Linked DNA regions of Homo sapiens: all the other regions are linked to region 1. A link is a loop called in an ENCODE intact Hi-C map of the cell type or tissue named here. Cell type or tissue: Caco-2. All regions are shown on one strand.

What was found. A loop is a pair of places that touch in the nucleus more often than their neighbours do. Peaks named below come from ENCODE experiments on the same cell type or tissue, not always from the same donor. Only the 100,000 strongest peaks of a DNase experiment are listed, where the experiment ranks them.
Region 2: it touches region 1 in a loop (2.8-fold over the local background); 3 of 110 quality-filtered maps call a loop at or near these places.
Region 3: it touches region 1 in a loop (6-fold over the local background); 5 of 110 quality-filtered maps call a loop at or near these places.
Region 4: a loop joins it to region 1, with 2.8 times the contacts of the local background. A loop is called at or near these places in 6 of 110 quality-filtered maps.
Region 5: a loop joins it to region 1, with 2.6 times the contacts of the local background. A loop is called at or near these places in 5 of 110 quality-filtered maps.

Annotation. Positions count from the first base shown.
Region 1 is chr11:3,805,893-3,810,892 of GRCh38, forward strand. It overlaps PGAP2 (post-GPI attachment to proteins 2), which reads left to right and starts at 2,668. Exons shown (of 7, transcript NM_014489.4): 1 at 2,668-2,759. RefSeq lists a silencer at 2,589-2,918. In Caco-2, CTCF peaks have their summits at 2,113 (motif pointing left) and 3,428; DNase peaks (open chromatin) are centred at 2,169, 2,649 and 3,399; H3K4me3 peaks cover 1,696 bases.
Region 2 is chr11:3,694,381-3,699,380 of GRCh38, forward strand. It overlaps NUP98 (nucleoporin 98 and 96 precursor), which reads right to left. Exons shown (of 33, transcript NM_016320.5): 25 at 4,702-4,968; 26 at 1,069-1,226. Among named protein-coding and RNA genes, the nearest start is that of CHRNA10, 25 kb to the left of the region's middle. RefSeq lists a silencer at 2,055-2,275. In Caco-2, no CTCF peak of the experiment used is centred here; no DNase peak of the experiment used is centred here.
Region 3 is chr11:4,069,830-4,074,829 of GRCh38, forward strand. STIM1 (stromal interaction molecule 1) reads left to right here. Exons shown (of 13, transcript NM_001382567.1): 6 at 197-374; 7 at 4,673-4,850. Among named protein-coding and RNA genes, the nearest start is that of RRM1, 22 kb to the right of the region's middle. RefSeq lists an enhancer at 2,890-3,184. In Caco-2, a CTCF peak has its summit at 3,059 (motif pointing left); a DNase peak (open chromatin) is centred at 3,062.
Region 4 is chr11:3,709,459-3,714,458 of GRCh38, forward strand. NUP98 (nucleoporin 98 and 96 precursor) reads right to left here. Exons shown (of 33, transcript NM_016320.5): 19 at 4,360-4,537; 20 at 3,106-3,270. Among named protein-coding and RNA genes, the nearest start is that of CHRNA10, 41 kb to the left of the region's middle. In Caco-2, no CTCF peak of the experiment used is centred here; a DNase peak (open chromatin) is centred at 3,053.
Region 5 is chr11:3,735,411-3,740,410 of GRCh38, forward strand. All of the region lies in intron 12 of NUP98 (nucleoporin 98 and 96 precursor), which reads right to left. Among named protein-coding and RNA genes, the nearest start is that of NUP98, 60 kb to the right of the region's middle. RefSeq lists a silencer at 456-656. In Caco-2, no CTCF peak of the experiment used is centred here; no DNase peak of the experiment used is centred here.

The DNA.
Region 1 (5,000 bases):
GCTAGGATTGTCTCGATCTCTTGACCTTGTGATCCGCCCACCTTGGCCTCCCAAAGTGCTGGGATTACAGATGTGAGCCACCACGCCCCCGCGAGACCTTGTTTTAAATAAATAAATAAAACCATTTTATAGACGAGGAAACAGAGGCTCAGGGCTATATGGAGAATTGCCCATATTTCCCAAATCACCAGAGAATTAAAGAATTAATCTAAATTAGAGCACCTCAAGGTTTGGGCATTGGGGGTAGTCTAGAGGCAGGGAGAGGGGACCCAGCCTCAGGGAATGGTACTTAGGGCCAAGAGAACAGACAAGGTGTCAAGATAGGGAACAATAGCCAGGAGCAGACACCCCTGGTTGGAGCTAGACAAAGAGGATGACATGAAGCCCCAAGGCAGAAAACCTGAATCTAGTTGCCAAATTTGGAGAGAGGTAGTTCTTTTTGTAAAGTTTTGCTAGTCCATTTGTCCTGGGACCTTAAAGAACAGGATAGGGGAGAACTCAAAATCAAGAAAAGTAGTTTTTAGAACAAGACACTCTGAGTGCGCACCTTCTCCAGACTTCGGAGCCCCTCAGAGTGCGTCTGAGGTATCTCTGGGTCCTCCACCATTGCTCCACATGAGGCCTGTCAAAGAGAGGGCCTAGACTGGGTGAATGAACAAAAGTGAACACATGAAAAAGAGCTCTGGCAAATTAATCAACAAATGCTAAGTGGCATTAACAGCATATAGTGGATTATGTGAATTATCTCAGGTACCAGACTTGAGTCCTGGTTCTGGCATGTATTAGCTGTGTAAGTAGGTAACTTGGTTTCCCTGTTTTCCATTGTAAAATGAGGATATTAAATAGTATCTACTGGCGGAGGCTCATGCCTGTAATCCCAGCACTTTGGGAGGCCAAGGCAGGTGGATCACCTGAGGTCAGGAATTCGAGACCAGCCTGACCAATATGGCGAAACCCCATCTCTACTAAAAGTACAAAAATTAGCCGGGCATGGTGGTGCCGCCTGTATTCCCAGCTACCCGGGAGGCTGAGATAGGAGAATTGCTTGAACCCGGGAGGTGGAGGTTGCAGTGAGCCGAGATCGTGGCACTGCACTCTAGCCTGGGTGACAGAGTGAGACTCTGTCTCCAAAAAAAAAGAGAGAAAGAAAGAAAAAAAAAAGGCCAGGCGCGGTGGCTTACACCTGTAATCCCAGCTCTTTGGGAAGCCAAGGCGGGGGCAGATCACGAGGTCAGGAGTTTGACACCAGCCTGGCCAAAATGGCAAAACCTCGCCTCTACTAAAAACTACAAAAATTAGCTGGGCGCAGTAGCGGGCGCCTGTTAATTCCAGCTACTCGGGAGGCTGAGGCAGGAGAATCGCTTGAACCCTGGAAGCGGAGGTTGCAGTGAGCCGAGATCGTATCTATTTTCACAGGTTTTTTTTTTTTTTTTTAATGGAGTTTCGCTCTTGTCGCCCATGCTTGAGTGCAGTGGTACGATCTCAGCTCACTGCAACCTCTGCCTCCCGGGTTCAAGCGATTCTCCTGCCTCAGCCTCCCAAGTAGCTGGGATTACGGGCGCCCGCCACCGTGCCCGGCTAATTTTTGTATTTTTAGTAGAGACGGGGTTTCGCCATGTTGGCCAGGCTGGTGTCAAACTCCTGACCTCAGGTGATCCGCCCGCCTCGGCCTCCTAAAGTGCTGGGATTACAGGCGTGAGCTACCGCGCCTGGCCCTCACAGGGTTTTTATGAGGATTAAATAAATGAGATAAGAAGTAAGAGTGCCTGGGATATACTGGGTGTTCAGAATGTGTTATTGCTGTGAGGATTTAAGTGGAAAAGTGCGATGTTAGGTATGGCTAACTTAGAGGTCCTCCACCCGCTGCAGATGCTCTGACTACCCACCAGTGTGCTTGCAGGAGGAATTCTTGGTCCCTTCACCCTCCTTCCCTGTTGGGCTGGGATGGTCTTTGCAAAGGGAGCCAGGGGTCCCCCTCAAGTTCTTTCATGGGTCAGTCATGGTCAGGGTAGGGAGGGAACTCTGGCAGCTGGTTTTGGGGGATCAATCCTCTCATTGTGGGGAGACCCAAGGCTGGTGGCTGGAAATCCTTTCTGCGCTACGTAGGACAGGGCGCCCTCTCCTGAACAAAGGCGGGAACAGCTCTAGGCCAGAGTTTCTGGGATGTGCCTCACCGGGTCTCACTGCCTGCAAAGGTGCTCTTCCCATTGCTGAAATGTCCCCAACCGCCCTGACGAGCAAAGTTTGGGGGAGGGGCGCCAGGGCTGGGAGGAAACTGGCTTAATGTTTCAGAAGGGCGAGGCTGGATAGTTCGGTTAGAATGGAGGTGCGAGGCAGGAGAGACGGGCGGATGAGAAAGAAATCCGGCCCCTGTTGAATTAATTTTGTGTTCTTTCAACAGGTAGATGGAACGCAGCTGAGAGGTAAGGCGACAAGGTGGCTTATCCAACATGCTCAAACTCAGGTATCCAGAGCTCTTCCGGCTGCCCTCACGCAGCCGAAATTAGTGGGGGCAGACCCGGGCTGTAAAGCATGGTTTGAGGACACGCCAGATTGAGGAGGAGAGCCAGGGGTCGGGGTCTCCAGAAGCGGGGAGGAGCCAGCGGAGGATCTGGGCGCAGTTTCCTCTCTAAGTTCCGCCCCGAGAGCGCCGGCCCCGCCCCCGCCGTTCGCGCTCTGACCAGCCCGCAGAGCCAGCCCCCGACCCCGGGCCACCTGGGCCCCCGGGTTCCGCCGGCACTCTCGCCACCACCGCGTGGGTGAGTATGGGCATGGATGTGCTGGGCTGCCGGGCAGCCCCACTCGGGAGCTTGGCCGCGCGGTCTGGCCTCTGCAGGGCCGGGCCCCACGCTGTGGGAGTCCTGGTACCTGCCGTCCTATCGCACACACTCTGTTTCCCAGGAACTGCTGCTCTCTGGACTTGCCGAGCTGGCCCCCTTCTTCTCCCTCCCCAGCGTGGGGCCGGGTGTGCAGGGGTTGAGCTCTCCCTTTATTCCGCGGGGCCTCCTGGTCAGGAGTCCTAGGTGGGGAGGATGGGGCCCCGGGGTTGGAACCCCATAGAGTAGTTTTGAATGGCAGCTGTGCCATTTATTAGCCTTGGCCTTGAGTAAGTGTTTTGAACCTCCCTGAGCCTCAGTTTCCTCATCTGTAAAATGGAAATATACAGGCTGTAGCACCTACCTCATAGAATTATGGTGAGATTAAAAGAGACAATGTATATCAAGTACAGAGCAGGGGGCCTAGTATTCCGTAGGCACTCAGTAAATGTGGGTTCAGACTCGAGGCTGAGGAGATCTCTAGGGACTTTGGAGCTGAGGTAGCTCCAAAGAAAGCAATTTTCAGCTAAGTAGTACCTGTGAGGAATGTAGAACTATCTGCAGGCTGAACAATTGCCCTTCAGCTCCACCCTGAGGTGTGGAGTAGAATGACCAAGTTGGAAGGACCTTAGAGGTAATCTAAACCATGTGATTCCCATGTTGCAGAACTGTGGAAACAGATCTAGAGTGCTTAAGTGGCTTGCCAAAGGTCACACAGCTAAATGGGAGGCCAGGCATACCTCCAAGAATTGGAATGGATTATCCCTTGAACCTCCTCATCAACTCCTGATTTGGGCAGTGCCTCTTCATTCCCTGAAGATCTAGTCTTCAATTTGGGAATCCTAGTGGTTCCTCAGGGATCTAGAGCTGCAGCCTTCAGGGAGGGATACTGGGAGGGAAGACTAGTGCTACTGCAACTGCAGAGTCTAGGTTTGGGCTGGGTGAGGAAAATGTTCCCCATCTAGGGCCCTAAGGGACTTAGAGTCCATTTAGGGATGATCCAGGGAATGTGTTTTTTTTCTGGGAGGGTCACCAGAGCCACTTCCAGCTCCCTGGGATCCCTGATGCTCCTAAAAGGGAGAGAGGAACTTGAGCAATTGGAGCAGGCTGCCTGATCAGGTCTGGCAGCTGGGGGAAAATGGGTGAGAATGTGGAGGCGTAGCCACCTGGCTTGTTCTGGAATGCCAGGATGGCAACCTAACTGAGATCAGGGTTCTTTTTGAGGGTGGGACTAAAGGGAGAGTCTTGTGGGTGGGGTCAGGAAGAGTTGGGACTTGATTTGACAAGGTCTTTGAGCCCAGAAGGGTATATTCTTTATGTGTCTGGAGCCAGCCCTAGCTTGGCAACAACAAGCCAACGTTCCAGGGATGGCTTTCCCTTCAGCTCAGCACAGGGCTTTGAGGAAGAGCCAGCCCTTCTCTCTCTCTGAGTGTCTTGGTTTCTCTATCTTTACAATGGGAATAGGGCTAACTGCCTCATCTATGTAGATTTTGGTTTTTCCTTTTCTTCCTCCTGTGAACAGGTGCCTCTTCTGCCTCTCTCACTCCAGTCCTAACCTGACCTTTCTCAAGTTCAGACACAGAGAGGAAGGGGTCAAGGAAGGCCAGAGTTGCAGTGTGTAACTCTTCGTGGGTCCCACATGTATCTCTTTGTTATGTGATCCTGAGCAGATTCCTGCTCCAACTTTCCCTTCTGTATACTGTGCGGAGCTGGGCTAGGATTGTTGGTATACACTTATTTGTTATAGTTCCTGACCTTAGCTACCCTTATCTAAGGGGGAAATCACAGCCCCCAGGAACCCTCATCTGTTCACAGGAGGGTGATGTGGACAGCCCCCTGGGCACTGGGAAGCCTCCAGAAGCTGACCAAGCAGCTCTCTCCAGCAAACAGCAATCCCAGGCTAGCACCAGGCCTGATTCTGCAAAGCCTTTCACCCTGGGGGCACGTGAGGGAGCAGGCTGGGACAAGCAGGGGGCTTGGGGTTCTGTCAGCTTCCATGGAATCCCTGCCACTGTGGACTGCGGTGCAGGCACACAGAGCCTGGGAAGGGACTGAAGGTGCAGGAGGGCCCTGGGCCAGTGGGGAAGCAAATGAGAGCTGATGAGAGGCCTTGAAGCCTGGAGGCTGGGCCGAGGCTCAAAGGCCTGGGGGAGGAGATGGGCCATGCCATCCACTGGTAGGTTT
Region 2 (5,000 bases), 110 kb before region 1:
AACAACAACAAAAATAACGCTTCATGACATGAAAAAATATTCACATACAGTAGGTTTAAAAAAAAAAAAGCTGCAGGGGGCCGGGCGCGGTGGCTCACGCTTGTAATCCCAGCACTTCAGGAGGCTGAGGCAGGCAGATCATGAGGTCAGGAGACCGAGACCATCCTGGCTAACATGGTGAAACCCTGTCTCTACTTAAAATACAAAAAATTAGCCCAGCGTGGTGGCAGGTGCCTGTAGTCTCAGCTACTCAGGAGGCTGAGGCAGAAGAATGAGGTGAACTTGGGAGGCGGAGCTTGCAGTAAGCCCAGATCGTGCCACTGCACTCCAACCTGGGCAACAGAGCGAGACTCTGTCTCAAGAGAAAAAAAAAAAAAAATGCTGCAGGGCTGATGCAGTGGCTCATGCCTGTAATCTCAACACTTTGGGAGACCTATAGGTGACAGGATCCCTTTAGGCCAGGAGTTCAAGACAAGCCTAGGCAACATACTGAGACCCTATTGCTATAAATTCTTTTTTAAATGAACAAAATATAAATAAAAAAAATCACAGAACTCCTATGTATAATTTATTTCATTTGTATATACAAACATGTAAATAGGAACAACATATATGTGGATGTAGACTTAAAAACTAGCTGTGTATGGTAGCGTGTGCCTGTAGTCCCAGCTACTTGGGAGGCTCAGGTGAGAGGATCACTTGAACTTAGGAGATGGAGGATGCAGTGAGCCAAGATCACCCCACTGTACTCCTGCCTAGGCAACAGAGCCAGACCCTATCTCAAAAAAATTAATTAACTAAACTAGAATATTTCTGTGAAGATAAAATTATTTATATTGTTTACCACTATATGATATGGGATATGATACATTTTAACATTTTAATTTCTATACAACTAGATTTTTAAAAGTGTGCATGCCTGCCTTTATAATTTGAAAATTGTCCAATGTGTAAAACATTTTGTGTAACTGTGCACAATTTACAAAGATCACTCCTTGCCTCAACCTCAAACCAGCTTCAATTTATGAAAAAACCAATGTGAGATATTATGGTAAAAGTAGAAGATACCGGTTTTCCAGCCAACAGAGCAAAGATGCGCAGTCTCTCATCCTGGATGAAGGAGTCTGCTTGGAGCTGATGCCAGTCCACCAACTGCATGGTGAGCAGCTCCCGGACTGACTGGCTACCCACAAACTGAGATAAAAGAAGAGCAAGACGATGATCCCCTATAAGAGAAATGGAAGTTTTTTGGTTATTACTAAGGGTTTATGGACTTCGTCAAACACTTGGGGGCATTATCTTCATTTCTTCCAGCCTTCAGAAGGGAGGATTTAACATTGTTAACTGCTTTCTGCAGTAGTGCCAAAATATTGATCAAAAACTTACCATTTTCTGCTTGGATAGAAAATTTGCAAAGTAGTTTAACCTAAATTACCTATAGACTGAATAGCATATAGACATCAACAACAGATCTACCACTACTTCTGTGATACTAGGCAAGACACCTCAGCTACAAAATGGAGGAAAACAGCCCGGCATGGTGGCTAATGCCTGTAATCCCAGCACTCTGGCAGGCCAAGGGAGGTGGATTACTTGAAGTCACGAGTTCGAGACCAGCCTGACCAACATGGTGAAACCCCGTCCCTACTAAAAATACAAAAATCACCGGGCGTGCTGGTGCACACCTGTAATTCCAGCTACTTGGAAGGCTAAGGCAGGAAAATCACTTGAACCCATGAGTTGGAGGTTGCAGTGAGCCAAGATCGCACCATTGCACTCCAGCCTGGGCAACAAGAGCGAGACTCTATCTTAAACATAAAAAGGAAAAATGGAGGAAAACACTGGGCACGGTGGCTCACACCTGTAATCCCAGTGCTCTGGGAAGCCAAGGCGGGCAAATCACTTGGGGTCAGGAGTTCGAGACCAACCTCGCCAACATGATGAAACTTTGTCTCTACTAAAAATACAAAAATTAGCCTGGCGTGGTGGCACGTGACTGGAGTCCCAGCTACTCAAGAGGCTGAGACACGAGAACCACTTGAACCCAGAAGGCAGAAGTTGCAGTAAACAGAGATTGCACTACTGCACTCCAGCCTGGGTGACAGACCAAGACTCTGTCTTGGTGCAGGGGGGAGGGAAAAAAAAAGGCCGGAGGCAGTGGTTCACGCCTGTAATCCCAGCACTTTGGAAGGCTGAGGCAGGCGGATCACCTGAGGTCAGGAGTTCGAGACCAGCCTGGCCAACATGACGAAACGGCATCTCTACTAAATATACAAAAGTTAGCCGAGTGTGGTGGCACGTTACCTGTAATCCCAGCTACTCAGGAGGCTGAGGCAGGAGAATCGCTTGAACCCAGGAGGCAAACGTTGTAGTGAGCCAAGATTATGCCACTGCACTCCATCCTGGGGTACAGAGCGAGACTGTCTCGAAAACAAAAACAAAAACAAAACAAAAAACAAAAAAAAAGGGGGGGAGTAGTAAAGCAAAAGCTTTTAGTAACCTAAAAGGCAGTACCTTTACCAGAGGTTTAGCCTTACAGTCAAAATAAACAGGAAGAAAGTGGAGTTTATGAATCAACAGCCCTAAGAATCTGACTCTGGCATGCCTTAAGATCCTCTCCTACTACATGTTGGTGTCCTGGTGAGCATAACCTTTTTTTAATGATTCATAATAAGTTCATACAAGATCAATCCCAAAGATAAATTCTCACTGTACAAATGCACAAAGACCATAAATAGTACCAGACGGAGGCTGGATGTGGTGGCTCACGCCTCTAATCCCAGCACTTTGGGAGGCTGAGGCAGGAGGGCTGCTTGACGCCAGGAGTTTGAGACCAGCCTGGTCAACATACAGACCCCATCTCTATTTAAAAAATAAAAAGAAAAGAAAACAGGAAGCTACCAGGCTAAATGTGTAGTGACAGTGGAATGCAACAAGCCCTTTATATAGCTTACTGATTCTGGCTTTTCCTGTGATTTGTTCCTTATAATCCCAAAAGTGGCAAAACTCTTCAAAATAAATCCAGTCGATGGCTCCAATTAGTTGGCTTTGGATAAATTAGGTTCCAACAATCAAGGTTTGAATAAGGATCTGATCATATTAGATTAAGCTGAACTATGCCATCCTGTATTCTTATCAAGACTTTATGGCCAGGCACGGTGGCTCATGCCTGTAATCCCAGCACTTGGGAGGCCAAAGTGGGTGGATCACTGGAAGTCACGAGTTTGAGACCACCCTGGCCAACATGGCGAAACCCTGTCTCTACTAAAAATAAAAAAAAAGACAACTAGCTGGGCATGGTGGCAGGCACCTGTAATCCCAGCTACTCAGGAGGCTGAGGCAGGAGAATCGCTTGAACCCAGGAAGTAAAGGTTGCAGTGAGCTGAGATCGTTCCACTGCACTCCAGCAGTCTGGTAAACACACAGACAGACTCTGTCTTAAAAAAAAAAAAAAAAAAAAAAAAAGATTTATATCTAGGCAGTCATTAAGTACTTGCTGAATTGCCTCATTAGTGAAAGGGAACTTAAAGAAGTAAATATATGCATATAAATTCCTTTTAAAAAGCCAGTGAGTACCTCAACCCAGAAATTCAACTTCTATATATTTATTTGAATGAATTGATATAGAACATATTTTATAGCAATTCAGAGTACTGTTTATAGTTTTAAAAAAAGTCTCAATGTGAAGGAAGAAATTTACTACTATGGTACATTTATACATAAAAGAATGCTAAGAAGTATTTGATAATTATCTGTATTACAGGGCATTTGTAATGTGCCACATGAAAAGAACAGAATATAATACACAGCAGGATATCACCTTTGAAAAGTTCACAAGCATATGTCACAGTGTCTGGACATATTTGTATGTATTACAAAGTAAAGAATTAAGTACAAATTGCACATTAAAATGTTTGCAGTGAGTAGTAGTCACAGGATTTGGGTGATTTTGATTGATAGCTTATCTATGCTTTCTAGTTTTATTACAAATGTAATATAAAATTTAAATTTTAATCAAGTAAACAATGTTTAAGGTCCTAAAAAAAGAATTAGAAGACATAGTTCGGCTGGGTGCAGTGGCTCACACCTGTAATTCCAGCACTTTGGGAGGCCAAGGTGGGTGGATCACCTGAGGTCAGGAGTTCGAGACCAGCCTGACCAACATGGTGAAACCCTGTCTCTACTAAAATACAAAAATTAGCCAGGTGTGGTAGCAGGCACCTGTAATCTCAGCTACTTGGGAGGCTGAGGCAAGAGAATCGCTTGAACCCAGGAGGAGGAGGTTGCAGTGAGCCGAGATCGCACCATTGTACTCCAGCCTGGGCAACAAGAGTGAAACTGTCTCAAAAAAAAAAAAAAAAAAAAAAAAAAGTCATGGTTCCTATTCTATAGGAATAGGTGGGTGTGATCTACCCACCTTGGCCTCCCACAGTGCTGGAATTACAGGCATGAGCCACTGAGCCCAGCCGCACTATGTCTTCTAATTCTCTGTTTAGGACCTTAAACATTGTTTACTTGATTAAAAGTTAAATTTTATGTTATATTACATATTCCACGGGAACCAGCAATCTTTCTGGGAAGTCCGCAATTAATACTCATAGGCTAGAAGCCAAAGGGAAATGCACAATTAGCGGGGAGCGGTAGGAGGCAGTGAGTAGGAAGGCGACAGAGGCGCAGAGAAGGACCATATGCCTTCCCCACCTGACTGCTGGGCCAGAGAGCAGGCCTCACTGATCCTTTTGCCTGTGAGGTAGCTGAATACAGCCTCCACAGGGCTGTTTTTTTGGGTTAAGGAGACTTCCTCTTCAATCTGAGGTGTGGCAGTACAGGATAGCCAGCGGGAGAAAGCTCTTCTTCGCTCCAGAATTTGAATGTATTCACGGGGTTCATTTAGCTGGCTGTCAAGCTCCTTCAGGTGGCCCCATAGGGCTTCACATAGTGTCCATGTCAGGCTCCAGTGCTTCACAACTAAGGCAGGAAGAGAAAAACAATGTTACGAG
Region 3 (5,000 bases), 260 kb after region 1:
GGCTAGCAGAGAGATAGACATAGAGCTTACTGTAATAGTGTATGGCAAGTGTGTATCTAAGAAGAGAAACTAATTCCTTCTCAGTGGGAGAGTGTGTCTGTTATGGAAGGCTTCATAGAGGAGGGATGCAGTGGAGTCTGCAAGGCTAAGTGTGCAGTGGGCACCCTAACTCATCATGCCCTCCCCTCTCTGGCAGTGACTCGCCATAATCACCTCAAGGACTTCATGCTGGTGGTGTCTATCGTTATTGGTGTGGGCGGCTGCTGGTTTGCCTATATCCAGAACCGTTACTCCAAGGAGCACATGAAGAAGATGATGAAGGACTTGGAGGGGTTACACCGAGCTGAGCAGAGTCTGCATGACCTTCAGGAAAGGTAAGGCCTGCCCCTTCAGGAAAGGTGAGGCCCTGCCAGTTCTTGGGAACCTCCTATTTCCACCTGGGTGTGAGCCACTTGGCCCCTGAGACCTTGTCAGCATGGCAGCCCAGGCTGCATCATCCTTCCAAAACTGCATTGCAAGTTTAGGTTGCTGATATTCCAATTGCTATTGGGCAGTTATTCCTCCTGGGGAGAAACTTGTTTCTATCTTTTTTGCCTCTTAGCTTCAGAGGGAGAAATGTGTAGCTGCCAGAGGTCTTGAGCTTCCCATTGCTTGTTATGGGGTCATTCTTCCTTCTGCCTGTCTCTGGACTGCTTCTCCTAGCATATAAATAGATGTAATGAACTGTTCTTTACTGTTCCCCAAAGAAACCTCAAAACCTTCCTTCTTACTGTCCTTAGTTCTTTCTTATAAGGAGTCTAAATCTCATAAACACTAACTTGCTATATAACTTTGGATAAATTTCTTTCCCTCCCAGGATTTATTTCCTCATTGGTAATATGAAGGGATTGACCTTGGAGAATGCTAAACTCTCCTAGGAGAACACTTCCAACTCAGATGGTCTGGGATTCTGTTAAAATAAAATGTGACTTCAAAACTATGGCAGAAGATTTAACTGTGAAAAGAGAGTGCCCGTCAGTCAGTCAGTCAGTCCTGACGTCTAGGAACCAGTTCTGTGATGGCAGTTATGAGAAATTCACTGGTCCTGAGAAAAAAAACTTACACACCCACAAGAAGCAGCAGTGAGAGCACACTTAATGCAGACTTAGTTCCAGACTCAGCTTATAGGATAAGAATGCTAATGTCTAGAAAGACAAAGAGGTGGATGAGTGGATGTGGGACTCTGAGGAGGTAGCCTTTAAAGATGGGTAGCGAGGTCCTAGGTGTTAAGGTTGAGTGTATAGGGTGGGGTCAGATCCCTGGAACCTTAAGATGCATGTGGGGAAGTTAGTAGGATGCAGAAGGCAATAGAGAGTCAAATCAGGTTTTTTTGGTTGTTTTGTTTTCGAGAAGAGGAGAGGTCTATTCAAGACTGTCTTTTAGAAAATGATTCTGGAAGCCTAGGGACTCTAGTTGGGAAGTCTTTGCAGGAATTCATGTAAAAGGAAATGAAGTCTTGTCTTTTCATTTATTTCTATTTATTATTATTATTATTATTTTGACTCTGGGTCTTGCTCTGTTGCCCAGGCTGAAGTTCAATAGCATGAACATGGCTCACTGCAGCCTCCACCCCCTGGGCTCAAGAGATCCTCCTGCTTCAGCCTCCTGTGTAGCTGGGTGCATGCCACCATGCCTGGCTAATTTTTTTATTTTTTGTAGAGACAGGGGTCTTGCTGTGTTGCCCAGGCTTTTCCTGAACTCCTGGACTCAAGAGGTCTACCTCAGCCTCCCAAAGTGCTGGGATTACAGGCCTGAGCCACTGTGCCCAGCCATTGTGTTATTTTTAAATGGTAAACACTATTTAATTTGGAGGGGTAGGGACAAGACTTCTTGTGAGCCAGGTATTGTTAAATACTTAAATGCATTATTACTTTTAATCACTATGGCCCTTTGAAGTAGGTACTATTAGAGTTGGGGAAATGAAGGCTCAGAGAGGGTAAGTGCTTTGTTCAGGGTCATATATCAGTAAGTAGTGAACTAGGAATTTTGACACTCCAGGGTGCTGCCTCTACTGAGGTAGCAGACTTATTGGATTTATTTCCATGGGCTGGGCTTCTAGGGAGCAAGAGGGGTCTGATCTCTAAGCTGATTCCTGGCTACTTTGCTGGGCCCCTTGTTCTTGGGCCCTTTGCCAGTTAGGAGCTAACTGCTGCTGTCTGAGCAGTCCCCATACCTCATTTGTTTGAAAAACATGTACTGTTTCCATTCCAAAGGCAAAAGAATCTAGGCAGGAGACATTCCAAGTTTGGGGATAAAACTAAGCTCCCAGCACTCCCTGCTCCCTAAAGCTTCCAGAGCTAAATGACCACTGTGGCACTTAGAAAGAGACAAAGACACCCCTCCCCTTTTCCCCCTAGAGATAGGCTTGCACACATGCACACATATATCCTCCTCTGAGTGTCCAGAGCCCACATGCCACCTGGTTCCTCCTTGTATTAACAGACCTGCAATGCCAGCTTTCACAGAGCTTTATTACAGAGTTCCTGATAATTTATGTGAATAAATATAATTCTACATATACAGTCCAGTTAGGATTTCATTGAGTTTCAAGATAATTATTTGAGGCAGGCAGGAATTTTGATTCCCAAAACAGGCAAAACTTGCTCATAGTCACACAACTGCTTAGAGCCAGGACTAATTGCAATGCTAATTGTTGTTGCCTTGGAGTGGGGCAGTGCTTAATTGTATACTTATTTGCTCATTTCTACACCCAACAATGATTATTGTTCTCCATCTCTAACAGACCTTATTGGAACTATGAAAGGGTGTCAGTCTTGATTCTACTTTAAAGGAGCTCGCTATTATTATAAAGGACAGACATATCATAGTATTGGCTTTTCTCAAGAGGCTGCTTTCATAAAAGGACAGTATTTCAGTGAAGAAGTGAATCCTTAATGGTGTAACTTTATATAGTTGGGTCATGGAAGAGTACAGTAAAGGAGGATATTCAGCAAGGGAAGGAGATGGCAGGAAATGGCGCCTCTGATTTGTCTTTGCCTATGCATATATCGCCATCTGGTGTTCATTTTCAGGGGGTTCAACTCCCTTTCTCTTCAGGGACAAATTAGGCAGATCACAATTTGCGGGAAGCTTGCAGCCTAACATTTCCTCTTCTTACCTCCTTGCTTGTTCCATGATGTCTTTTGAAGTCTCCGCCACTGATAGCTCTGGACTTAGAGGTTTTTTTTTTTTTTTTTTTTTTACAGATTGAGTTCTGTTTGTTTCATCTACTTAATTATCTCAGTGGTCAGTGTTCTCTAGGGGTCCTTCTTGTTCTGTAGTCTATCCTTTCTTTTCTATACCTCAAGTCTAAGCTATATATCTTATCTCTTCTTCACCATCCTTTCTCCTTCCTAATCTGGTCCCCTGGTAACCTGGTGGTTTTTACTTAGAAAGGAAGACCAGACAGTAAAGTCCGTTTTCTCTTCCAAAGGGATTAGCAAACTCTCAGTCTTTGTTCTGGGTGTAGCCCAAGTCTCTCTTTCTTTCCCTGACTCCTTTCAGGCAGAGCTGATGACTCCATCTTTTGGGAAGACCCAAGACCTTATATATCTATATCTATCTCTTTCTATTATAGAATTTGTCACACTGAATACAGTTATCTGTCTACTTGTCTTTGTTGGAGTAAATCATGAGCTCCTCAGTGGCAGGGAGAGCTTTCTGATTTATCGCCACGTATTTAGGGCTTAGCACAGGGCTTGGCACTTAGTAGGCACTTGAAAGAACTCGGTGAATGAATAGATGAATGAATGAGTGTATTAACATAGATAGCCGTGTGGAGGAAAGAAGTGAAGAAGCGGGAAGGCTTGTTTAGCTGGATGGAAGGTTTTGTCGGTGAACTGAGGGAATGTGTGTGACGGTGCAAGGGTAGACTTACATTATAACTCATGCCCTTGAGATCTTATCCACTAAGGAAGATACTTAGGAAAGGAACTCAGGGCCTGGGGGCAGCAGGGGACTCTCCTGAGTCCTTTGGCATAAATTTAATTTGTTTTGTGCTTCTGGGAACAGAAGCTCAGGAGTCCAAGAGGACTCCTAGCTCAATAGTTCCTCCTCATCTTCCCTAATCCACCCCTCTGCTACCACCCCAGTCATTTCTCAGCCATTAGGTTTTCCCTGGATCTTTTTGTCAAGCTTGCAGGGTATTCTACATTCATTGAACTTTCTAGATACCACTACATAAGAGGAATAATTGTGGCATTTGAAGTCACACAGATTGGAATTCTAGCCTCAGTTCTTCCTACAAGTTGCAAGACTCTGTATCTGCCTGTCCCAGGCTGATAATGATACCAATATATCATTATCTGCTGGGAGGACAAATGGGAAATACCTTGTAAACTGGTACTTGTTATGATTTTAGTATGAGATAGTTTCGAGGAGGGATTCAGATGCCTGAGAGCCTGGCTTCATAGCCTTGATTACTGGCAGCAAAATGATGGTCAGTGTGTGAATTAGGTAATGACTGTGGTTTCTATGGGCCTTGAGCTAGCTCAGAGCCAGACACACAGCAGAGCAGGGAGAATATATGCTGAGAGTTGGAGCTGTCATTTTCCTCTTTGATGCCATGACTCATGGCATGTTGGCTGGCACCCCCTTGCCTGGCCTCCTCCAGCTCCCTGCATTGCCCCCCCAGGCTGCACAAGGCCCAGGAGGAGCACCGCACAGTGGAGGTGGAGAAGGTCCATCTGGAAAAGAAGCTGCGCGATGAGATCAACCTTGCTAAGCAGGAAGCCCAGCGGCTGAAGGAGCTGCGGGAGGGTACTGAGAATGAGCGGAGCCGCCAAAAATATGCTGAGGAGGAGTTGGAGCAGGTAGGAGAGTCCACAAATTCCTGGACACCTTGACGGGTGGGTAAAGGGCAGGGGCCCAGGGTCTGGCTAGAAAGTTACATGTGTGAGGAATTTGAAATATGATCCAAAGACTATGTTCTAGAGTCACTGGACTCTTACCAACAATAAGAG
Region 4 (5,000 bases), 96 kb before region 1:
CATTGGGAGGCCAAGGCAGGATACTCATTCGGCCAAGAATCTGAGACCAGCCTGGGCAACACAGCAAGATCCTGTCTCTAAAACAATAAATAAATAAATTAGCTGGCATGATGGCATGCACCTGCAGTCCCAGTTACTTGGGAGGTTGAGGTGGGAAGGATTGCTTGGTCCCAAGAGTTCAACCAGCCTGAGGAACATAGGAAAACTTTGCCTCAGAAAAAAAAAAAAAGTCATTAACTTAAATTCACTTAGTGAACAATGCTAAGTTTCTGAGCAAGCCAATTAGCCTGCCTTGATGTTACTGAACACAAGTTACACTTCAGTTATAAGGCTGAGGTACACTCTGGGGACTGTTGTGGGGTGGGGGGAGGGGGGAGGGGGGAGGGTATAGCTTTAGGAGATATACCTAATGCTAAATGACGAGTTAATGGGTGCAGCACAGCAGCATGGCACATGTATACATATGTAACTAACCTGCACACTGTGCACATGTACCCTAAAACTTAAAGTACAATAATAATTTAAAAAAAAAAAGTTTACAAAAAAAAAAAAAAAGGCTGAGGTAAAAACCTACACGTATCTCTACCTGAGTGCCAAAGGCCTGAGGTCTTTCAACATAGTTTTGAAACCTGATTGCACATTTCAACCACCTGGGGAGAAGCATTAAAATATAAATATGCCTGAGCCCCATGCCAAATCTGTGGAATCTAAGTCAAGCTTACCAGGGCATTGATGCAGCCAGCTGGAAATTGGATCCCAGACCAGGATTTTGAAACTAATGTTCTAACCACAGAACAAAATACTCTGCAACTACCTTAATTCATCTCTGTGACTAAGGTTTATCTGCCAACCAACATTTTCTCTAACCTAAAAGGTACAGGAGAGAAGATCACATGAAAATTTAGTTACCTTTATGTTTTCTGGTTGCTTAGATTTACTTGCTTTTTTTAAGAGCAAAAGCGAGGCTTAAGAACCAACTGGAAACAGGGGACTGACGATATTATATAAAAGGTAATGGAACAAATGTGACCATTAAAGAAAAATACACATCTTCCTAAATACCTAAAGAAACAGGCCTCTCTCCCCCAAGAAAAAAAGAAGCTGAAGTTTTGCAATCAACCTCTTTAAGGGGTGAGGTGATGGTATGCAGTCATCTTGACACAGAGATGAGAAGACTGCTATTTCCAGTATACTCAAACGGCACAAGTAGTTTCCCCATGCAAAGTAAAATGTAGGGTCTTTGGTGCTAATAACAAACCACTGGCATTTCCCATCAGCTTCACTTGGGTCAGTGAGCAATAAATATGAAAGAATTCTCTAGAGTCCTACATTTCTGCTCCAACATACCAAGCTCAAGGCCTTAGAAAATAATGCAAGTAAACAAAACCTAAAGTCTGGACATTTAAATACCTCTATCCATTTCTCTCATTTCTGCTCTTCCCAACCAAAAGGTCAAAGACCATTTCCACTTCCTCAGTCAAAGCTACTTGCCCATTTTAGGCTAGCCATGGTGACTCACGCCTGTAGTCCCAGCACTTTGGGAGGCCAAGGTGGGAGGATCACTTGAGGCCAGGAGTTCAAGACAACATGAGTTGAGGCCAACATGGCAAAATCCCCTCTCTACTAAAAATACAAAAAATTAGATGAGTGTGGTGGTATGCCCTGTAGTCCCAGCTGCTTGGGAGGCTGAGGAATGAGGCTGCTTGAACCTGGGAGGCAGAGGCCACAGAGAGCCGAGACTGCACCAGTGCACTACAGCCTGGGCGACAACTCTTTCTCAAGGAAAAAAAAAGCTACTTGCCCATTTTAAATCCTTACTACCTCTTTTTGCTAGAACCTTGATCTGAAATTTTTGGGTGCTCAATTTTTCAAAGAGCTCTCACAAACACAAGTGTCAATATAGGAGTTTATAGTTATTTTTCTACTATTTCTATTCTGGCAATTAAAGAACCTAGAAACTACTGTCAACATTACAAACATTTTCCTGTCTGTCCATAAATGAAGCTTTTCTTTTTCAGCTGGGCCAACTGGAAAGAGGTTATCTTTAAGATCCTACATATTACTTTTGTTACAGAAAATAAGGCCATCTGACTCTTTCCCTCAGAAATACATATATTTATAATAAATATATATATAAGGTTATAAAAAATTAGGAAAGAAGGAGATGATACAAAGCATATGACAGACAAAATGAATATGGATAACTGGAAAACCAAGTCTATAGCATTTCATTTGTCAATGGAGATTTCTTAGGGGCATTCTAAATGCTACCAAGATTATAAACATAAAAGTCAATATATTTCCAGTTTCCCACATTTATCATACCCTCCCCTCCCCTGTACGCGCAAACATGTATATACACACATTCTCCAGAAATGCCTCCTAAGAGATTATTTAATAAATCATAAAAACCACACATTTCAGCAGCCATAAGAATTATAGCATGGAAAATACCAAAGGTCTAGCTTTCAGCAGCTGAGAGGTAGAGGATGCTTTACAAAGAAATCCCGTATCAATGATACAAGTAATTGCGATAAACAATGTAGGCCCTAATCTCCCCAAGCCAAATAATAATTCATTTACATTCCCAAACTATTTTTCATAAAGATTATGTACTATTAAAATACAAATATCAAGGTTACCCGAAGTATAAGCAAACAACTTTAAAAAAATGGAGATTAAAAACCCTTTCAGAAAGCTAATTTAACTTTTAAAAAACCATGGAGGTAAAGAAAAAGATTAAACTGCACATCAGGTAGTCAATAAAGGCAGAATTTACTGTGCATGAACCCACATGAGCAAATCTTAAGTTAATCACTGAGCAGAGAATTCAGCAAGTCCAAATGAGAGAGAACAAAGGGTTTAAAAATGACAATCTGTAGAGGAATAATCCAAACAGCAAGAGAATTCTTTAAATCTCTCCAGTAAAAAGACAGATGCCTGCAAGACCTCACGCCCTCCCTTGCACTTGTTTCAACGTGATTGCCAATGTTTGTACTCTTCAAAGTTCCAAGGGTCATAAAACAGCTTTGTATTAGCTGAATGACTTGCTTTCAACTTCGGTATCACGGATTCCATTCAAATTCACTGTCCTTTTTTCTCTACCTGAGGTGGAGGTGCAGGTTTGCCATTAAGAGCCATCTGCAAGGGCGTAGTCTGGCTTGCAGGAGGCAAAGGAGCAGTCTTCAACTTCTTTGTACTAGTTTTAGACGGATGCTCCTCCTCCTCTTCATCAGAATCCTGAAGGCCATACTTAGAAAAATGGGAGACCTAAGGAAGAGAAGAACCCCACAAAACAACTTAAACATTATGCTTTCCCAATACCTGCCTTTGCAATCTTGCAGCATTACCTTAAGAAAAAAGAAAGAAAAGGGGAGAAATATCTAAGTATTTAAAGCAAAATATATCACCTATCACACTTTTATCTAAGATTTAGAAGACGTTTGATGTATGCTCTAGTTGCTCATACTAGTAAATTAATAAAGATTACATAATATACATTAAAATGTCATTTAAACTGTAATCATTAATATAGGAAACTTAATCCAAAGACTTGTTATTATTTTCACAGACATATATTGCCTGTTATCCTCTATCTACCCAAGGGCCTTTAACAAGTTAAATAATTCAACCAGCCTAGAATGGGAGGAAATCATTGGATTAAACTATTACGGACAGTCAACCTCTTCATCTCCAAAAATCTTTAAAAGTAAGAATGACAATTACATAGGAAGAGTTGATCCAATAGACACCTGCCTGATGAATTACTGAAGTCCCTAATGATGACAAACATTAGAAAAACTACACCTTAGAAATGTATTTATAAATCCTCATAGGAGTTGGGTAGAGGACTTGAATCACGAGCCCACAGTTTGTAAGAACTCATTACTGCTGAATTTTAACTAGGTTTGTAGTTTGGAGTGAATCATAATGTATCTGTACATCTCTCTCCAAATTTCTAAAAATAAAGAGAATTTGGCTGGGTATAGTGGCTTACACCTGTAATCACAGTACTTTTGGGAGGCCAAGGAGGGAAGACTGCTTGATCCCAGGAGTTGGAGACCAGCCTGGTCAACACTGAGAAACTCGATCTTTACAAACATTTTAAAAAGTAGCCAGGCATGGTAGTGCATGCCTATAATCCCAGCTACTTGGGAGGCGGAGGCAGAAGGATTGCTTGAGCCCAGGAATTTGAGGCTGCAGGGAGCTATGATCCCACCATTGTACTCCAGCCTGAGCAACAGAGCAAGAACCCCATCAATCAATCAATAGAATTTAGCAAAGGATCCCTTCCAACATAAACGTTATGTGACTCCAAATATAGTTTATAAAAGTCTGAACTGGGTTAAATGACTATACCTTAAACACCCAAGAACCAGTTTCAGGCCGGTATTCTTTGAATTGAGCTCCCTGTTTCCTTGAAACTGCTTCCAATCTTCCTTCATAGTTGATATCAGCAAGGCGATCTGGGCTCTTTATTAAACAACGAGATGTTTTATCTGTTGGCCAAACTCCATCCAATGTAACTTCAGCCTTCCTGTAAAACATAACCAATTAAAGTAACCAATTAAAGTAAAAGCGCTTCATATATAAGACCAGAAAGCCACCTAACACATAAATAGTGAATAATGGTAACTATGCTGCCTTGGAATTATTCTGCATGTGTCATAAACTTGAGTTTTGCCCCATAAGCTTAAGAGCAAGGAGTCACTCCTACATTGACAACTCAATATCTGGTTCTAGAGTCAGACTGCATTTATTTAAATTACCATGGTACATCAATTATTTCCAATCTCATTTTCACACTTAAGCTAGGAATCACTAACTTATTTAAGTTACAGTCCAGTGGTACGAACCAAGTCTTATGCAGGTCTTAAAGGGCTACCGTACTAAATAATAATAAAAAACAGCTACTACCCATTTACTAAAAACAAATGCTTAGAAAATGAAGTATCAGGAATATCGGTATGAAGATGACTACAAGAGTGGTGGTGTACCAC
Region 5 (5,000 bases), 70 kb before region 1:
CTTTTTGAAGAAGTGGTCTTCAAAATGCTCAGATCAATGGTATCATTGGGGCAGAATGTGTGTAGAGCAAACTGTAAAGAAAATCAAGAATCAAATAAGCTAATAGGTCAAATTTAGGAAGAGACATTTCATAAGATACAATACTCATATAAATTCACTTACACAGTGTTCACTGTCACTACTAATCAAAGAAAGGAAAATTTAAACAACCCTGATGAAATATTTTATGCATACCTATCACTGAAATAGCTGCATAAAAAGCCATAGTCTTTGACTTCTAGAAACATTATAGACTGGTTTGTCTAAAGGAAATAATACGACAGTATACAGGGCAAGTAGTGTGTGTGTGTGTGTGTGTGTGTGTGTGTGTGTGTGTGTGTAATTGTCTAAAGGAAATAATATGACAGTATACAGGGCAAATACTGTGTGTGTGTGTGTGCGTGCGTGTATGTAATTGTCCAAAGGAAATAATATGACAATATACAACAGGACAAGTACTGTGTGTTTGTGCGTGTACACACACACACACACACCCAGGCTGGAGTGTAGTGGCATGATCTTGGCTTGCTGCAACCTCTGCCTCCAGGCTCAAGTGATCCTCTAACCTCAGACTCCCAAGTAGCTGGGACTACAGGGGTGAGTCACCACACCAACAACAGCTAATTTTGTGTGTGTGTGTGTGTGTGTGTTTTGTTTTTTTTTTCAGAGATGGGGTTTCGCCATGTTGCCCAGGCTGGTCTTGAACTCCTGAAATTGAACTATCTGCCCACCTTGGCCTCCCAAAATGCCAGGATTACAGGAGTCAGCCACCATGCCTGGCCTCTATTTTTTAACCTCATAATTTTAATCATGAAAATTTAACTCGAACTAGAAAGAAAATAAATTCCTAAGCATTCACTGCATAGTATATATACAGTCAAGATATGGAAACAACCTACGTGTCCAATATTAAGTTAATAGTTGTAGGCGGGGTGCAGTGGCTCATGCCTGTAATCCCAGCACTGGGAGGTCGTGGCGAGCAGATCACTTGAGGTGAGGAGTTTGAGACCAACCTGGCCAATACAGTGAAACCCCACCTCTACTAAAAATACAAAAAATTAGCTGGGCGTGGGGGCGCACACCTATAACCCCAGCTGGAACCCAGGAAGTGGAGGTTTCAGTGAGCCGAGATCGCGCCACTGCACTCCAGCCTGGGTGAAAGAGCGAGACTCTGCCTCAAACAAACAAACAAAAAAGTTGTAAACATCATGACACATCAACATAGGTTATGTAGTTATTAAAAATAATAATTTGTTTCATTGTGGAAATATGAAATTATCTTTAAGTAAAATTTCCAGAATAAAAATATTATGTACATTAAGGCTACAGAGGAAGGCAGCATACAAACAAAAATGTGGTTTTTTCTTTTCCCCCAAATCCAGGTGTCTTCCTGAAGAAAATGCTTAGGCTATCCTTATAAGTTTATTATTTACATTTATTTAACATTCACATAATATAAACTGAAAGAAAAAAGAAATCACTAAGCCTAATTTTTTCTCAAAGTGTAAGAACATCTGTTATCAATTGCAGAGAATTTAGGGAACAGACATAAGTAACAATGAAGACTATTCATGATCTACCATTGTACCAAGTAAAACATTAAGAAAAAAGCAAAACCACTACAGTATACCCTGACTGAAGAAGAAACCTCTTTGCAAGATAAAATCTCTTTCCAAAAATACTGATCAAAACCCAAAACATAATAAAGTCATTTTACAGACAAAAATACTACCTTTTTCCCTTATAAACATTTACAAATAAAGTTACTGCCAAAATATAATACAATAATCCACAGTAAAGGAGTGACATAAAACTTTCTGAAAAGTCTCACAATGTTGTGGGGAGTGGGTGGAGAACAAAAGCAGTAATAACAAAAAAAAAAAAAAAAAAAAGAGGCTGGGCGTGGTGGCTCATGCCTGTAATCCCAGCACTTTGGGAGGCCGAGGCAGGCGGATCACAAGGTCAGGAGATCGAGACTATCCTGGCTAACATGGTGAAACCCTGTCTCTACTAACAAAATAGAAAAAATTAGCCAGGCATGGTGGTGGGCACCTGTAGTCCCAGCTACTCCGGAGGCTGAGGCAGGAGAATGGCGTGAACCCAGGATACAGAGCTGGCAGTGAGCCAAGGTCGTGCCACTTCACTCTAGCCTAGGCGACAGAGCGAGATTCCGTCTCAAAAACAAACAAACAAACAAAAACAGAACAGGCTGCTATAGCTAAATTAATGAAAAAGAAGAGTCAAAGGTTTCTTAAAATCGATGTATTCAATAAATACTAAAACACCGTACATTCATGTTGATATTTAACTAGACAGGACAAGTTTGCTCAGGATCTCAAACCAAGAGATGTCAATTTTAAGAGCACAGAGTAAATCATCTGTATTCAGAAAGTTCCTAAATCCAATTTAAGAGCAAAAAATAAAGAAAAGTTTTTTTTTTTTTGGTACACAGTACTACAGATTAACAGCATACTGCTATTTTGGGGACTATGCAAGGAGACTCAAGAAAAACTTTAGAGAACTCCAAACCTCACTGGTCATTTTGTTACTGGACAGGCAATTACTCATTTAGAAAACTGACCTGTCTTAGTTGATCCCATCGTTTAACAAGTACAAATCATTCTACCTGGGCGTTCTCAAAAAAAAAAAAAAAAAAAACCAAAGACTTCCTTTCACAAATCCAAACACAAGAAAGTGCATGAGCATGATTTTATATCTGTATGAATAAATATAAACTTTGTGTTAACTGTAGTATTTAAAGACACAGGTAAGAGAGTATCTTGATAGATTAGCAAAAACAAGAAAACAAACAAGCACTAGTTAAGCAACTACTGGTATTACATTCAATCTTGGTCAAAATAATTTGAAAACTTTCCAAAGAACAAATTCCAAAGAAATTTCAAAATAAAAGATTCCAAAAAACTAAATCATAACCAAATGATTAAAGGGATAGGGAAAAGTACAAAAACCAAGTCTTCTGATGAAACACAAGAATCTGATGATACTTTATCCAGAAGAAAGTCAGTGGGTTACCACAAATATACTACAGCAAGGCATGGTGGCTCATGCCAGTAATCCCAGCACTTTGGGAAGCTGAGCAAGCAGATTACTTCAGGTCAGGACTTCAAGAATAGCCTGGCCAAAATGGTGAACCTCTATCTCTACTAAAAAATACAAGAATTAGCCGGGCATGGTGACACATACCTGTAGTCCCAGCTACGCAGGAGGCTGAGACAGGAGAATTGTCTGAACCCAGAGGCAGAGGCTGCAGTGAGCCAAGATGGTGCCACAGCACTCCAGCCTGGGTGACAGAGTAAGACTCCTCTCAAAAAAAAAAAAAAAAAAAAAAGGAAAGAAAGAAAAGAAACCATACATACTAGACTGGTTTTGCTTAGCTTTAGGAAATAAAAGTAGAACCACTGGGTGGAAACTCTATGGAGGAAGGATTTGGTTTCCACACAACCAGAACAGAAGAACAGACTGTACTGCCTGTAAGGAAGCCACCATACCTGAGGTTTTTTTAAGACAAGGCACACTCACATAGTTCTAAAGTACCTTCAACTAAGATTCCGTGGTATAAAGATGTACATTCTAAAAGTAAATACAATTACCTTTAAATGGGCAGTAATGTTAAGGCACACAAATTTAATATTAACTAAATTCTTGTGTCAGGAACTTTGGAAAAAGAGATGGATTATTAAAAACCAGTCAAAAAGCTATACAAGTAAAAATGGCATATTACAATAATTTATGCTACCACCTTCTACTAAAACCAATAAAAAATGAGAAAAAAATAAAATTAAAACAATTTTTTTTTTGAGACAGAGTCTTGCTGTGTCACTCAGGCTGGAGCGCAGTAGCGCGATCTCGGCTCACTGCAACCTCTGCCTCCCAGACTAGGCAATCCTCCTGCCTCGGCCTTGCGAGTAGGTGGGATTACAGGTGCCTGCCGCCACGCCCGGCTAATTTTTGTATTTTTAGTAGAGACGGGGTTTCACCATGTTGGCCAGGATGGTCGAACTCCTGACCTCAGGTGATCCACCCGCCTCGGCCTCCCAAAGTGCTGAGATTACAGGCGTGAGGCACCGCACCAGGCCTATTTTTAATGATAAAGCTAAGTATAAAATCCGCACAGAGATCAATGAAAACTCGAATTCACCTCCGCTCTCTCCAAGACCTTATTAAATCTTTGGCTAAAAAATATTAACATTTATATATATAAACCCACAATGACAAACAATGGGAAGGTGGCAAATGAACACATGAGAAAATCTAACAAATTTCTAGGGGAAAGATGTGGACAGAGGACTGATCAAGCAGGATACAGAAAACTATAGCTTAGAGTACACTCAAAAGCAGTTACAGCTGACCTTTGAACAACACAAGTTTGAACTGTGTGGATCCACTTATGTGTGGATTTCCTCCTCTGCCACCCCTGAGAGAGCAAGACCAACACCTTCCTCCACCTTATGATTTTCCTAATAATACATTCTTTTCTTTAGCTTACTTTATAGTAAGAATATAGTACGTACTACATATAATATACGTAATTTGTACTGTTTATGTTGTCAGTAAAGCTTGGGAATCAAAGATTATTTGCAAATTATCAACTGTGTGGGGGTCAGCACCCCTAACCCTCATGTTGTCCAAGGGTCTACTAGTATGATCAAATGACGCGTATCTACCTTGGAGAATCCCAGAAGTCTAGGGACTTCAGAATACCAGGTTTGATGAAGTAGAATTGAAAACAGGAAGAGGAAAGAATTAATGGAAAGTCTAAGCCAGGCGCGGTGGCTCACACCTGTAACCCCAGCACTTTGGGAGGCCGAAGCGAGAGGATTGCTTGAGGTCAGGAGTTCGTGACCAGCCTAGCCAATATGGTGAAACCCAATACCTACTAAAAATACAAAAATTAGCCGGGCGTGGTGACATGGGCCTGCAATCCCAGCTACTCAAGAGGC